Regions from separate parts of the Homo sapiens genome. Here region 1 is linked to region 2. A link is an interaction called in ENCODE POLR2A ChIA-PET data of the cell type or tissue named here. Cell type or tissue: A673. All regions are shown on one strand.

The links. Peaks named below come from ENCODE experiments on the same cell type or tissue, not always from the same donor. Only the 100,000 strongest peaks of a DNase experiment are listed, where the experiment ranks them.
Region 1: POLR2A ChIA-PET joins it to region 2 with 5 read pairs; 1 of 35 experiments calls an interaction of 5 or more read pairs at or near these places.

What each region holds. Positions count from the first base shown.
Region 1 is chrX:52,651,968-52,659,967 of GRCh38, reverse strand. SSX7 (SSX family member 7) reads left to right here and starts at 5,068. Exons shown (of 8, transcript NM_173358.2): 1 at 5,068-5,206; 2 at 6,476-6,564; 3 at 6,984-7,098; 4 at 7,621-7,716. The coding sequence starts at 6,496. It also overlaps the pseudogene LOC791097. In A673, no CTCF peak of the experiment used is centred here; DNase peaks (open chromatin) are centred at 3,587, 3,647 and 4,997; H3K4me3 peaks cover 4,163 bases; H3K27ac peaks cover 5,163 bases.
Region 2 is chrX:52,267,874-52,275,873 of GRCh38, reverse strand. No RefSeq gene overlaps it. Among named protein-coding and RNA genes, the nearest start is that of MIR8088, 65 kb to the left of the region's middle. In A673, CTCF peaks have their summits at 4,456 and 6,447; a DNase peak (open chromatin) is centred at 4,463.

The sequences.
Region 1 (8,000 bases), 380 kb before region 2:
TAGGCCAAAAAAAAAAGACCTAATTTTCATACCTTTATACAAGAAAGTAACTCAAGTGGATCATAGATTTAAATCTAAAATATAAAACTAAAAGAAAACTTTTACAATAAAATATAGGAGAAACATCTGAGATCTAGGGCATAGTGAACGGTTCAAAAAGCATAATCCATAAGGAAAAAAATAAATTAGATTTCATCCAATTTAAAACTTGTGCTCTGCAAGAAATCTTTTTAAAAGGATGAAAAAACAGGTTATGACCTGGGAGAGAGTGCTTGCAAACCACATATCCAAGAAAGGACTCACATCCAGAATATATAATGGATATACATACTACTCTCAAAACTCAATGGTAGGCTGAGCATGGTGGCTCACACTTGTAATCCCAGCACTTAGAAAGGTCGAGGTCGGGGGGGCGGGGGCAGATCCCTTGAGGCTAGGAGTTCGAGACCAGCCTGGGCAACATGGCAAAAAACACATCTCTGCTGAAATACACAAATTAGACAGGCATGATGATGCGTGCCTGTAATCCCAGCTACTCGGGAGGCTAAGGCACGAGAATCGCTTGAACCTGGAAGGCGGAGGTTGGAGTGAGCCAAGATCATGCCACTGCACTCCAGCCTGGGTAACAGAGAGAGACTCTGTCTCAAGAAAAATAATAATAATAAAAGAAACCTCAATGGTAAAAAATGCAAACAAATAATCCAATTAGAAAATCATGAAAAGATATGAACATACATTTCACTGAAGAGGAAATAAGCAAATAAGCACATGAAAAGATGTTCAACACTCATTTGCTTCACTAGATGCAGAATAACACCACGATGAGGTATCACTACACACTTATTACAATAGCTAAAATAAAAGACATAGTGACAACATGGTGACAAGGATGCAGAGAAACTGGACACCTCATTAAGTGCTGCTGGGAAGGTAAAATCTTACAGCCACTCTGGAAAGCAGTTTGGTAGTTTCTTATAAAACTAAACAATGCAGTGACCATACAATTCAACAATTACACTTCAGAGAAATTAAAATGTATGCCCATCCAGAAACTTGTACATAATTGTTCATAGCAGCTTTACTTGTAATAGCCAATAGCTGGAAATAATCAATATGTCCTAAAATAAGTGAATGGTCAAACTGTGGTATATCCATCCCCTGGAATGCTACTCAGCAATAAAAATGAACTATCGTCAGGGCACAGTGGCTCACCCTGTTACCCTAGCACTTTGGGAGGCCGAGGCGGGTGGATCATGACGTCAGGAGTTCAAGACCAGCCTTGCCAGTATGTTGAAACCCCATCTCTATTACTAATATAAAAATTACCCAGGTGTGGTGGCATGCACCTGTAGTCACAGCTACCTGGGAGGCTGAGGCTAGAAAACTGCTTGAACCTGGGTGGCAGAGGTTGCAGTGAGCTGAGACACTGCACTCCAGCCTGGGCGACAGAGTGAGACTCCGTCTCAACAACAACAACAACAATGAACTATTGATACACAAATATCAATATCTTGGAGGAATCTCCATGGAATTATGCTGAGTGAAATAAACCCCTAAAACGTTATATACTATAAGATTTCATTTGTACAGCATTGTAGAAAAGAGAAAATTATAGAAATGAAAAACAGATTAGTGGTTGCCAGGGGTTAGGGATGGTGGATGGGATGAGAGTGAGTATTACTAAAAATGAGTAGCACAAGGGATAGCATTATGATGATGGAAATGTTCTGTACCTTTTTTTTTTTTTCTGAGAGGGATTCTCACTCTGTCACCTAAGCTGTAGTGCAGTGGCATGATCTTGGCTCACTGCAACCTCTGCCTCCCGGGTTCAAGCGATTCTCTTGTCTCAGCCTCCCATGTAGCTGGGAATACAGGCGTGTGCCACCATGCCTGGCTAATTTTTGTATTTTTGTATTTTTTGTATTTTTGTAGTAGAGACAGGGTTTCTCCATGTTGGCCAGGCTGGTCTCGAACTCCTGATCTCAAGTAATCTGCCCACCTCGCCCTCCCAAAGTGCTGGGATTACAAGCGTGAACCACTGCACCCAGGCATGTTCTGTATCTTTTTTTTTTCTGAAATATAAGCTTTATACTAAATTTAAAGAAATATTAAAAATAAACATTTTTTAACAAATTATAATCAAGCACTCAAAACAATTTAGGAATGTTAAACACTAATTCTTAATTGAAAATAATGACATCCATAGAATACATCCTGGTGTTGGCCAACAGGAAGTTTACTTAATATTAGTATTTTATACATACTTAACCATTCATCCTTCCTAAAATTCAATGATAACAATGATTTGACTTTATAAGGTGAAGTCTTTTATGTAATTCCCTAGAGATAACTTTTTCAAATGCAAAGCATTTATACCAGCAAGGAAATTATAAAAACATATATAAAGTATACTGAAGGATGTAATTTAAACACTGTCTGTATATGTAGATACGTTTAACCTTAGAAAGTACACATCAAAACACTTTCACAGAATATAGATGCCATTGCATGCTCTTACTTACGTTACAAAGCAAACAGCAGCTTCATAAACGTTGTTCTGCTATGTATTAACTGAAAAAAATAGATACTCCACAAAAAGATTTTGAAGACACATGGAGTGGAATGTGCCCGCATTAAGAGCAGAGCTTTTACAAGACCACCTGTCTCCAGCCGGCTCCCAGGGACCACTGAAAACAGCTGCTACCCTCAGAACGACAAGATGGTCTTGTTAATGATTTCACTGGACTTGAATCTCATCCCCCTTCACCACCAGCGGAGGCGAAACCTGATGATGTCGCCATGGGTTGGCTTGGCCAGAAGTGGATAATCTTGAAGTCGTAGACACACCTTCCAAGCATCACAATCTTTGCTTTCTTTAATAACAATAGAAATTAATAATTCTTTTCCTCCCAGGCACAGTGGCTCACGCCTGTAATCCCAACATTTTCGGAGGCCGAGGTGGGTGCATCACCTGAGGTCAGGAGTTCAAGACCAGCGTGGCCAACATGGTGAAACCTAGTCTCTACTAAAAATATGAAAATTAGCTGGGCATAGTGGCACATGCCTGTAATCCCAGCTACTCAGGAGGCCGAGGCAAGGAGATTCGCTAGAACTCAGCAGGCAGAGGTTGCAGTGAGCCAAGATCGCACCATTGCATACTGGGCAACCAGAGTGAACCTCTGACTCTAAATACATACATACATACACACATACACACAATAATTCTCTTCCTCTTACAGCAGTTACAGCATCAGAAGGTAGCTTCATGGGTTCATTTCTCAAGAGAATACCTATTGTTTTCTGTATTTTCAGCAAGGTTTTCTTCTTCTAAAACCTCAAGGGCTGCGATGGCCACTCGGCAGCCTAGTGGATTGCCACCGTATGTGGACCCATGGTCGCCTGGCTTAATGCTCAGCATTATGTCATCGTCCCACAGCACTGCAGACATAGAGTATCAGCCCCCAGAAAAGGCCTTTCCGAGGAGGACTATATCAGGTCTGACATTTTCATGATCAACAGCCAGCCATCTACCAGTTCTGGCCAATCCTATCTGTATTTCAGCAGCAATGAACAGAACCAAGCTGGGAGCACGAGATGGGATGAGGGTAAGTTAATATACCACAAAGCTTACTGTTTTTACAGAGTTTCAGCTGGTTCGTTCGTTCCTTCCTTCCTTCCTTCCTTCCTTCCTTCCTTCCTTCCTTCCTTCCTTCCTTTCTTTTCTTTCTTCTTTCTTTCAAGTATGGATGTATTTATTTATTTGACAGTCTTGCTCTGTCGCCCAAGCTGGAGTGCAGTGGTGTGATCTCAGCTCAATGCAACGTCCGCTTCCCAGGTTCAAATCATTGAGCGAGCCCAGAAAGTCAAAAGCAGCCGGGGAAAAATAGCAAAAGGCAGGGCGGTGCATGCCTGTAGTCCCAAGGCTGAAGCAGGAGGATCGCTTGAGCCCAGGAGGTAGGGACCAGCCAGGACAACATAGCAAAACTGTCTCTGCTAGAAAAATTAAAAATATTAGTGGTGGTGGGGTGGTGTGAGCCTGTAGTCACCAGGCTGAGGCGGGAGGATTGTTTGAGCCCGGGAGGTAGAGGCCAGCCTGGCCAACATAGCGAAACCCCATTTCTACTAACAACAAGAACAACAAAAAAATTGCGTGGGTGGGATGGCTCACTCCTGTAGTTCCGAGGCCAAGGTGGGAGGACTGCTTGAGCCCAGGAGGTCAATACCAGCCTGGCCAACGTAGCGAAAGCCTGTCTTTCCTATAAGTAAATAAATAAATAAATAAATAAATAAATAAATAAATAAATAAAATAAAATAAAATAAAATAAAATAAAAATGAGCAGGGCAGAATGGCAGTAGTCCTGAGGCCGTGGTGGAAGGATCCCTTGAGCCCAGGAGGTTGAGGCCAGCCTGGCCAACATAGCGAAACCGTCTCTTTTAAAAAATCCAAAAACAAAAAATATTAGTGGGGGTGGGGTGGTTCCCACCTGTAGTCGCGAGACCGAGGCGGGAAGATTGGCCAAGGCGGATGTAACCAATACCACAATCACATCCCATAAGTAAATACATTTTCCTCTCTCCAGGGCTACAGGTAAAGGATGGTAATTGTGCACACCACACTTAGATTCCCTTTCAAAAATGTAATCAGAGGTTGGAGGGCCTTGGACTGTTTTTTCAGTAGCAACAGATATAGAAGCCACTGAAGAATGAAAGCCACTACTAAGTACAGCAAAGCTCTGCAAATGTGCTAGTCTGGAAAACATTGTGTCTTTCAAGTAGAAAAATCACAGATCCGACTATTTTTTTCTTCTCGCTGTTCAGACTAGAAAACAGATTTTTAACCCAAGATCCAGGGACGGTCTTCAGAGAGTTCAAAATCTCCTGACGGCGCCTGAGGACCACCCACTTTGTCGCAGTGGCAACAAAGTGTTGCTGGAGGAGGAGACAATATTGTGCAATGTCACTATGCAGGGATGATGGACCAATCAGGGCAGTTAGTGAACTCCATCTGGCCAATCAGAAGTCAGAACAGTAGCGTGATAAGCGAAGCTGATGTGGCTTCTATCAGTCCAGGCTCCAGGGACAGAACCTTCTCAAAGTGGGGGTGGAGACTCTGATTTTCCCGCCTAAAGCATCCCCTGGGATTGGCTACTTTAAGTTCAGAGTATGCATGCTCTGACTTTCTCTCTCGATTCTTCCATACTCAGAGTACGCACGGTCTGATTTTCTCTTTTGATTCTTCCAAAATCAGAGTAAGCATGCGCTGATTTTCTTTTTCCATTCTTACTACCCCTCCCCTCCTCTGTGGTGCATTTGTTATCTAGTTTTAATAAGGAGTGTATGTGAGGCAGGTCGCCATCTCAAATCCTTCCTGTCAGTTTCTAACTTTTTCAGGTATGGGATTTTTCCTGGGAACTCTAGTAACTTAACAAATTTGGGCCGGGTACGGTGGCTCACGCTTGTAATTCCAGCAGTTTTGGAGGCCACAGCTGGTGGATCACTTGAACCCAGGAGGCGGAGGTTGCAGTGAGCCATGATCACACCACTGCATCCCAGCCTGGGCAGCAGAGAGAGACCATGACTCAAAAAAAAAAAAAAAAAAAAACTCACTCAAATCTTTCCTCCTGGGATCAAGTGATCCTCTCGCGTAGGCCTTGGGACTAGAGGTGCACACCACTCCGCTTCTGTTAATGTGTGTGTGTGTGTGTGTGTTTTGTTGTTGTTGTTGTTTTAGTAGAGATGGTTTCGGTATGTTGGCCAGGCTGGTCTCAAGCTCATGGGCTCAAGCGATCCGCCCTCCTTGGCCTCCCAAAGTGCTGGGATTACAGGCGTGAGCCACTGCGCCTGGCTGATTGCTGCACCTTGAAACTCCCTACATTCTCTCTAAGTGATGGCGGGCTCTTGTAGTCTCAGAAATTCTAGCTCTCTTCTTCTAATAATTTACAAATCACCCAGTAATAGCCTCTAAATCCGTTCATATTAGCCATGCTCATTTCTCTTCAACAGAACAGAACCCCCTATCCCTCTGCCTGATCAGATCCATCACCAGAGAGACGATGTTATCTCTGGGACTCATTTCCCTTCCATTATTTATTGAGTCGGGGTGTCAGCATGCCCCCACTGAATAAAATTACACAGTCACATCTCTGCCTTCCCAACAAGGGTCTGTACATCTTTCAGAGTAAGGCTAGCCCCAGGGAAACTACTAACAACATTAGCCAACCCCCTCCCAAAGACTCAAGGCTGCTTTGCCCACAGGAAGCCTGTCATCCCAAATCAATACTTCTCCCAGAGACCCCTGGTTCCCTATTTTCATCTGACTTCGCCCCATGTCATTACTCAGGGACAGATAAGCCCCAGATGGAGAAATGAAGCACCTGATTCCAGGTGACTGAGGGTGGCCGGCCTTCACTGATTTCTCCCTCCACAAGACCAAAGCTGCTGTGGCTGGAAAGACTCAGGCTATTTCTCTTGCAGGTCAGACTGCTCCTGGTGCCATGAACGGAGACGACGCCTTTGCAAGGAGACCTAGGGCTGGTGCTCAAATACCAGAGAAGATCCAAAAGGTGAGGTGACCTGGAGGGAGCAGAGTAGTGGCCCAGGGGACAGTGTGGGGTGGCCAAGTTTCTGAGGAGGGGAGGACAGAGATACTGGAGACAAGGACCAGGGTCTTGGGGGAGATCTGGATCCTTGAGAGCCTCCCATCCTCGCTCTGTCATCAACTAGCATCCTTGGAGACAAGTCTGTGACCGTGCACTACATTTGGTGAATCTCAGTCCATTCTGGAAAGTGGGAAGAGAGTCAGTCAGCAGCATTAAAGCCCTACTGTGTGGCAGGGGTGAAGCTAGGAAAGGTCGCTCATGTTGTCGGTTAGCCATGGCATCATCCCCACTTCCCAGATCCAGCACACAGGAAGGGGCTCCAGCTGAATGGCAGACATGTCTAGCTGAGTCACTGACAAAATTCCTTTTTTATCTTTTCCTAGTCCTTCGATGATATTGCCAAATACTTCTCTAAGAAAGAGTGGGAAAAGATGAAATCCTTGGAGAAAATCAGCTATGTGTATATGAAGAGAAAGTATGAGGCCATGACTAAACTAGGTAACAGAAAGTTCTAGGTACAGACAAGTCTGGGGACACATGAGCATCCCTATTCCTGCTTTGGCTACTTCTTAGGCTGCAGAAAGTACCCCACATTTTCCTTTTGTGCAGGGAAAAATCGCAAGGCAGCTTCTGGGTGTTCTCCTCTTCTGTATCCTGTCAGGGCTGAGGGCAGGGACTGGCCACAGTGGAGCTCATACCTGGATCCTGCACGTTTCTCTCCCTTAGGCTTCTGTTCTGATGAGTCCAAGTGTCTCTGTGGCATCCCGGCACCCCCACACCGTCCCTACCTTCCTTCTCTCGGCTTGTATCTTTCTTTCTTTCTTTTTTTTTGAGTCTGAGTCTCAGTCTGTCACCTAGGCTAGTTTGCAGTAGTGCAGTCATAGCTCACTGCAGCCTTGAACTCCTGGCCTCAAGCAATACTCCAGCCTCAGCCTCCCAAAGCACTGGTACTACAGATATGAGCCACCGTGACAGGTCAAAGCTTGTCTCTTAAGGAATAAACATTTTGCTTCTTTCTAGGCTTCAAGGCCACCCTCCCACCTTTCATGCATAATACAGGGGCCACAGACCTCCAGGGGAATGATTTTGATAATGACCGTAACCAAGGGAATCAGGGTGAGTAGACGGGAAGGGGCTGGAAAGGGTCTCCTCAAGCCCAGCTGCTTTTCAGCTCAGCTACTTGGGAAAGATCCTCAGGCATTTGTTCCCTCATACACATCAGGGCTGAGTGAAAAAAAAAAAAATTGCATGCAGAAAGTTAACTACAGAGGCCATTCATATAAAATTTTAAAACACGAAAAACAAGAATATATATTTTTATAGATAATAAGTAAATGGTAAATGTATACAAACATGAATGTGAATAAAAAGCCATCAAATTGAGGTGACTGGCTGTAAGT
Region 2 (8,000 bases):
CTAAAATCACACGATTACCAGAACAAATTCCGCAATATATACTTCATGAAAATATATCATTTTTGAACAATTGTTAGAAAGTCAAGGGACTGATAAAAGAATACTTAGAGCTTCAATTAGACTATTTTGTTCATATTCATTTGACCCAAAGCAATGCCTGAAGAGCTTTTAGCTTTTACACACACTTCCAATCATTGTATCTTTATAGAATCTTTGCGCATATTCCTAAACATACTTTAGAAGAATGCATAAATGACATGACTAAATGTGACACCCCAACTTATGCAGCTACAATGAAGCATTCAATAACATCTCAAACCATGGATGGCTCACATAATAGGTAGAGAAATGCTAATAGAAACAGACATGCCAATCAAAACAGTTCATTACATAAGAAGCGCTATATCATACCAATCCCCAATCATAGTACCACAGATAGAACCATATGTTGGAAGATCTCACATGACATGCTTGGATATGATACGACACTCCTACAAGTCATTTGTTAATAGTTGGTATGAATTCTGGTACCAATCTGGACTTGAAGGAAATGAACATTATGATTATGAAGTAGATTCAAGGGATGACACAAGACTAAATATAGCTACAAAACCAACCACTTCATCTTACACCCATATATCAGACCCCCACAGGAAAAAGTGTCAATGCCACTAGGATATCCATTAGATTATGATATAATAACAACAGAAGAGGATAAGACATACTATAACTATCATCTAATTAACTTTCCTAACTTGCTGTTTTTTGGAAATTTTGCCTTCACCCACCCTGTTCATCTTATGATTATTACGCAAAAAGCCAAAATTATTTGACAGTCTCACAATTCTTCTTTTTTCTTTTTATTAGACAAAAGAGAGCTGGAGTAACAATTCTTTAATAAGGCTAAAAAATTCTCACTGGCAGAATTATATTGAAAACATAGATGACACCCAGTAATCTTAACTAATGCTGACTATCACTTTACACACACTACCTTTGAAACACACACTAAAACAATGTATGTAGATAAAGCTTGTCTTGAATACAAGTATACTTATACTTGCCCTCCACAAATAAGGAACTTATAAAGATAAAAAATAGAATCAACACTACCCAACAAGATATACATTTTGAGGGACAACCAACATTAATATGCTTTAACCTTAACTTTACATATATTAAAGCTACATTTCATTATCCCACGGATGAAAACCTTATCCTTGCCCATTCTACACTATAAGTTGCTTACTAACATGGTTACACGTTCCAAGATCAACAGGCTTTACAAAACAAAACAAACCAACAGACACAGCACAATTCAGACTTTGGCATAATAAAACACATGCTAAATTTACAACATTAAATGGCAAACTTGGCTACAATATATCAAAACTACCTTTACACAATAAGCAAAGAGTTTATAGAGAATGTAGACAGATATGTTATCATAACTGGAAAGTCCACTCTATGGTGGAATGTGACAGAAACCAAAGCAGGCTTATGTTGGACACAACCACAAAAACCACACTAGTTCCCAGTCATCACAATAGATACAATGACATAGAAAATCCCTACTAAATTTACTGATTGCTGGATGTCGACATCTTCTAGAAACCCATGGACATTAGAAACTGGACATTAGAAACAGTTATTTTTGATAAATTACAACAAACAAAATGGGAACAATTAATATTCACATCTACTCACAGACCAGATATATACAATCTGCTATTATCTAACTCACTCTTAGTACTTGGACCATTCACACTGACCTACAAAACAGCAGAGGTTATTGGCACATTCTTTACAGGAAATGAACCAAGAGACATAACTATATTAGACAAATTTACCAGGAAAACTAAGTATATACAAAATCAAGTTATTTTTACAATGTATCCACTGGTAATTCAGGATGATGTAAACTTTAATTTTGAAGATGTAGATAGAAACAATACACAATTTAAGTCAATTAACTGGTGGGAAACACTAGGAACCAAAATAAATATGGATAAAGTCACAAAAATAGACTCAGGTATGTCAAATTACTTTTTCTTCATGATTCAGCCATTTGATGGATCATAGAATAAAGTTATATGGTCAGTCCAACATCCTATTTATCAAAATATAGCCAAACTAGACTCCCACTTACCTGTATTTGTAGCTAGAGATATCTCTTTTGCAAAATGCTATGTTAAACCCCAGAACCTTGGGCCATGCATAATTCGCAGAGGATGCTGGACTGACACATTGCTTAGGAACACACCACTGGACACCACAGTGTACCAAAGGAATAACAAACCCTCTATCTAAATTATGAAAACCAAATTTAGTTGAACCTATCCTAATTAACCCATTAAGATTAATTTACAAACCAGCACCTAGGAGAGTCAAAATATTTTTCAAAAAAGAACTTAAAGTCACATACATCAAACCACAAGTTATGTAATTTGAGGGACAAGGATATGACAAGCAGTTCATTTTACCAAATTTACCTTCACTAGATAAATATCATCTAAGAAAACCACCACAACTATTTGCAGCAATTGGAATTATTTCAAACTCAGTCATTTCAGGAATACAAGAAGCAAAAATTTAGGAAGTTAATACAGACCTATGAACATAAACGTAACTCCTGCAAACAACTACCACATCTATACTTTCATCTATCTCATAGGCAATTAACGAGATATAGTCAATGATGACTCATACACACGACCTCCCAGAATCCCAAAAGGAATTCAATTACAATATTGATCACAAGTTAAACACCTAAAAACTAACCTATTTACATTAAGAAACTTTATGGTGAAAAACTTGCTGCAAACACAGTGTATTAGGCTAAGTATTTTACTAACTCAGACTTGGAATGACATAAGGAACATTATACACATCAGGAAAATTATTCACAGAAAATTGGGACAAAATGTCTATAGTTAAATTGGATACATCCAAAGCATCAGGATTCAGGGCAATGTATATTAAATCTACTTGAATTAAGAGGAGGAGACTCAATGGCATAAGACACAATGGCAATTACACAGAAAGATAAGACATAATCTACATATAACTGCCTTAGAAAGACCACTATTTATTGATGGTTATTTTATACAAAAAGAATTAATATTCCAATGATCAAACACTATATACTCTACCTGTCAGGACAAAGTTCCTAAACTAGATTACTCAACTATCAGCATCACGAAAATCCCCACAATGACTCTAGACTTATGAAACTTCAATTAGATAATAAGCTTAGAGAGGAACAACACACTGACCTATTATAACTGTGAACCCTGAATATCTGAGACAGGTCTCAGTTAATTTAGAAAGTTTATTTTGCCAAGGCTGAGCACACATGCCTGTGACACAGCCTCAGGAGGTCCTGATGACATGTCCCCAAGGTGGTCAGAGCACAGTTTGGTTTTATATATTTTAGGGGGACATGCAACATCAATCAACATATGTAAGATGAACATTGGTTCAGTCTGGAAAAGGCGGGACAACTCGAAGCAAAGGCTGGACAACTCGAAGCAGGGAGGAGACTTCCAGGTCATAGGTAGATAAGAGACAAATAAATGGTTGCATTCTTTTGAGTTTCTGATGAGCCTCTCTAAAGAAGGCAATCAGATATGCATTTACCAGGGTTATTCCTTGCTGAGAAAATAATTCAGCGATATTTCTCCTATTCACTTTCTGAAAGAAGAGAAATATGACTCTGTTCTGCCCGGCCTCACAGGCAGTCAGACTTTATGGTTATCTTCCTTGTTCCCTGAAAATCGCTGTTATCCTGTTCTTTTCAAGGTGCCCAGATTTCATATTGTTCAAACACACGTGCTTTTCAAACAATGTGTGCAGATAACGCAATCATCACAGGGTCCTGAGGTGACATACATCTTCAGCTTACAAAGATGACAGGATTAAGAGATTAAAGTAAAGACAGGCATAGGAAATTATAAGATTATTGATTGGAGAAGTAATAAATGTCCATGAAATCTTCACAATTTATGTTCAGAGATTGCAGTAAAGACAGGCATAAGAAATTATAAAAGTATTAATTTGGGGAACCAATAAATATCCATGAAATCTTCACAATTTACGTTCTTCTGCCGTGGCTTCAGCCAGTCCCTCCGTTTGGGGTCCCTGACTTCCTGCAACATCCATCTGCTGAGAACTTCCACTCAATAAAACATTGCATTCATTCTCCAAACCCACATGTGATCTGATTCTTCCAGTACACCAAGGCAAGAAATCCTGGCATACAGAAAGCCCTCTGTCCTCGCGATAAGGTAGGGAGTCTAATTGAGCTAACACAAGCTGCCTACAGATGGCTAAACTAAAAGAGCACCTTGTAACACACTCCCACTGGGGCTTCAGGAGCTGTAAGCATTCACCCCTAGACACTGCCTTGGGGTCAGAGCCCCACAACATGCCTGTCTGCATGCTCCCCCTAGAGGTTTGAGCAGCAGGCACTGAAGAAGCAAGCCACACCCACATCACATGCCCTGTGAGGGGATAAGGGAACTTTTCCTCTTTCACAAGGAAGCTCTAAGGAACTTCAACAAGTTCATGACACATTCCAAACAGAATTAGCACAATTAAAACACACCACTGAGGTAGTAACACATGGACTAGCAATACTAAACACAAATAAAATAGCATTCAAACTAGATGGCTTACACAGAAGATGCATCTTCTTCCAAATGATTAAGAAGACTTTTAGCCATACCCCTTATGAAGGCTCATGGTCAGACTGGAACCCAATCAATATATTAAAAACTGGACTCTGGAATTGGTCTAAATATATCTGTGAACATTTACAGAACGTTGTCATCTTCATTGTAAACATCCTCTTTGCTTACCATATACTTAAGATCTGCGTTTTCAGCCTTTGTAACACAAAATTGTAAACAAGTTACCAAGAGGAAATTAATTCCCATGGTGACTTGTCATTTTTTATTTTTGTAACCCCTTCCTCAAACATTGTTTGCATTATGATTACTAAAATCTTGGAGTAGATTGTATAGAGCACCCTTGACATAACTAACACCATCTTAGAAAAATACTCCATTTTATATTTCATAGGGCACTTTGCCAACAATAATAGCATGTTTTGTTTAATAAACAAATAAAACATGAAGACTGCATCCAACCAGATAAGGACACAAACAAGCACTCTTCCACGATCAGCTCTTACCAGAGGACCCTGTGACTATAAAAGATTAGGCCTTCAGCAGTTTCAAACATCTGTCTTAACTGACACCTTCTTGCAATCAATCATGACAAGAACTTGGCATTTGCTGCCAAAGGCTCTGCCACGTCAAAGACTTCCTTGCAAGACCCATGGACCACTCAGCCCAGACCAGGACTCTTTTTGTCTTCTTCACCCCCCCTGGACTGGTTCCTTAACCCTTTGTCCTCTTTTTCCTCTCAATGAAAAAGTTTTACTTTGATGAAAAGTGTTACTTTGTTGTGGAATGTTTAACTTATAACACTTATAAATTGATTTAGCATACTGTTATGTATGGTTTGCAATACTGACTGACTTGTGGAGTGGCTTGAGTTTGTGTGCCTGCTGCTCTAACTACCAGGTGAACGATAAGTGCTAAGGAGAACTGCCTCCTTAGGAACTCCGTGTAGCTTGTGGCTTTTACGACTGAATTAGCATCAATAAAAGCCTGATATTGTGGAAAGGCACAAGCACATGTGGACCTGGTTATGTCCAACTTGTCACCATTCATGGCAGCTGTGGTGCACCAGTCTGTCCCACCCTCTCTCCCAGTTCCCCACTAAAGACTCCGGAATCCATCCTCTGTGTGCGGTTTCATAGCCTCAAAGGCTCAGATGCCTCAAATAATGTCCTCCTCCAAAACTCACCTCATCTTCTGCTGACCTTCCTCCCCTCCATGACCCACTTTCCTCCCCTGTCCCACAACGACAAGGCTGGCGGCAGAATAGCCACCTCTTAAAAGAACAATGACCTCCAGGCCCTTCCCGCTGTGAAGCCACCTACCACACTGCCTGACCTGCCCAAAGCCTGCTAACTCCACCTGACACTTCACTGACACTTAAACTCCTGGGAGGACTGACCTATGGACCTATCAGCTGTGTCTCAGTCATCCAGAAAGAGTCCAGACGGTAGGAATGTAACCAGCACCCGCGCAGCTTGGCGGCATTCACCACGCAGTGCGAAGGGGCAGACGGGAAGACACCCAGCAAACATGTGCACTGAGGCCGGCTCTTGCCTCTTAGACTGCAGTGCCCCGCCCCATCCTACTCCACCCTGCCCCTTCCCAGGTCCCCACTAAAAACTCCAGAATCAGTTATCTGTGGGCAGTTTCATATGCCTCCAGGACTCAAATACTTCAGATAGTGTCTCCTTTCACAACTCACCCTTTTCTGAGCTGATCCACCTCCCCTCTATGGCCCACCTTCCTACCCTGTCCAGGGGGCGCCACAACAGCAAGACCATAGCGGCATCGTAGAATAAATACATTAAGACCTGTTTCCTTTTTTTGGTTACGTTCTTTTACATTTAAATCTCCTGACTGGTAACTGATTTCCCTGAATATGCCTGTGGTCACAGTGCATGGTTCAGAAATATCCATAGATACTGGACCTAGGATTTAGGCTCAGTCTACTCTGACATGAAGTACAGCAGTGGTGACTATACTCATCATATGCTGTACTCCCCAAATATCAGCCAAATAACTTGTTGATAAGCAAAGCTAACTTTATTGCATAAGGCTGTAAGGAAGAGTACTTCCTGAACAGGGTCTTAGCAGAGTCTCAGAGGTAGAAGGATTTGGGGGACACTTATTCATATTTTGAAATCTGGCATAAAGCAGGTCTTTCAATGTAGGGGAAGGATGTGATTGGGTGGGAATAGTGATATGCTGGTTTTAGGTTTGGTGGACACAGCAAGTCAAGGATTTTAAGGCAAGTGGTTCAAAGAGTCTTGAGGTTGTAAAATGCCATTTGGCACTTTTTACTGAACAGTGGATAGGCCTTTTATGCAGTTCCTAGAATCAATAATAAAGTTATGTTCAACTTTTATCTTCGCAGGCAAGAGATTATTGTAGTAATAATGTTATGTTAATGAAGCCAGTGGAATAGTAAACTCTTGTTCATATAGGCAGTAAGCTGTGTGCATGGTTTCAGTTCTCATTACTTACTTTTAGATAACTTATGAGTGTGGTAGGTCATATAGGAAAGGGAAGGAGAGGAAGGGGGCCTTGATGAGCTAGTAGCTTTCTGTTAGTAAATTAGGACATATGTGTGTGTGTGTGTGTGTGTGTGTGTGTGTACATATATCCTATTCATACATAATAATTGTACATATTTACAGGGTACAGTGTGATATTTTGATACACATACACAACTTGTAATGATCAAATCAGGATAATCAGCATATCCACCACCTCAAACATTTAGCATTTCTTTGTGTTGGAAACGTTCAAAATCCTCTTTTATAGCTATTTGAAAATATACAATAGATTATTGTTAACTATAGTCACCCTACAGTGCTAAATAGACGACTAGAGATTATTCCTCTTATTTAGTCTTAATTTTGTATCCATTAGCTAAACTCTACCTGTTCATCCCCCACCCTTCCCAGACTCTACTAATCTCGATTCCACTCTCTACTTCTATGAAATAAAAGCTTTAAGCTTCCACATATCAATGAGAACATTCGGTATTTATCTTTCTGTGTCTGGATTATTTCACTTAATGTCCTCCAGGCTCACACATCTGAAGCCCATACATGTTGCCTCAAATGATGGGATTTCATTCTTTTATATGACTGAATAGTATTCCATTGTGTATACATACACCAATGTAAATTAGATTGTATTTTGTTTACTTATTTCTTTTTTATTGATACATTGTTGTACATATTTATGGGGTACATGTGACACTTTGATATATGTATACAAAGGACAATGACTAAATCAGGGTATTTAGGATATCCATCACCTCAAACATTTATCATTTATTTGTGC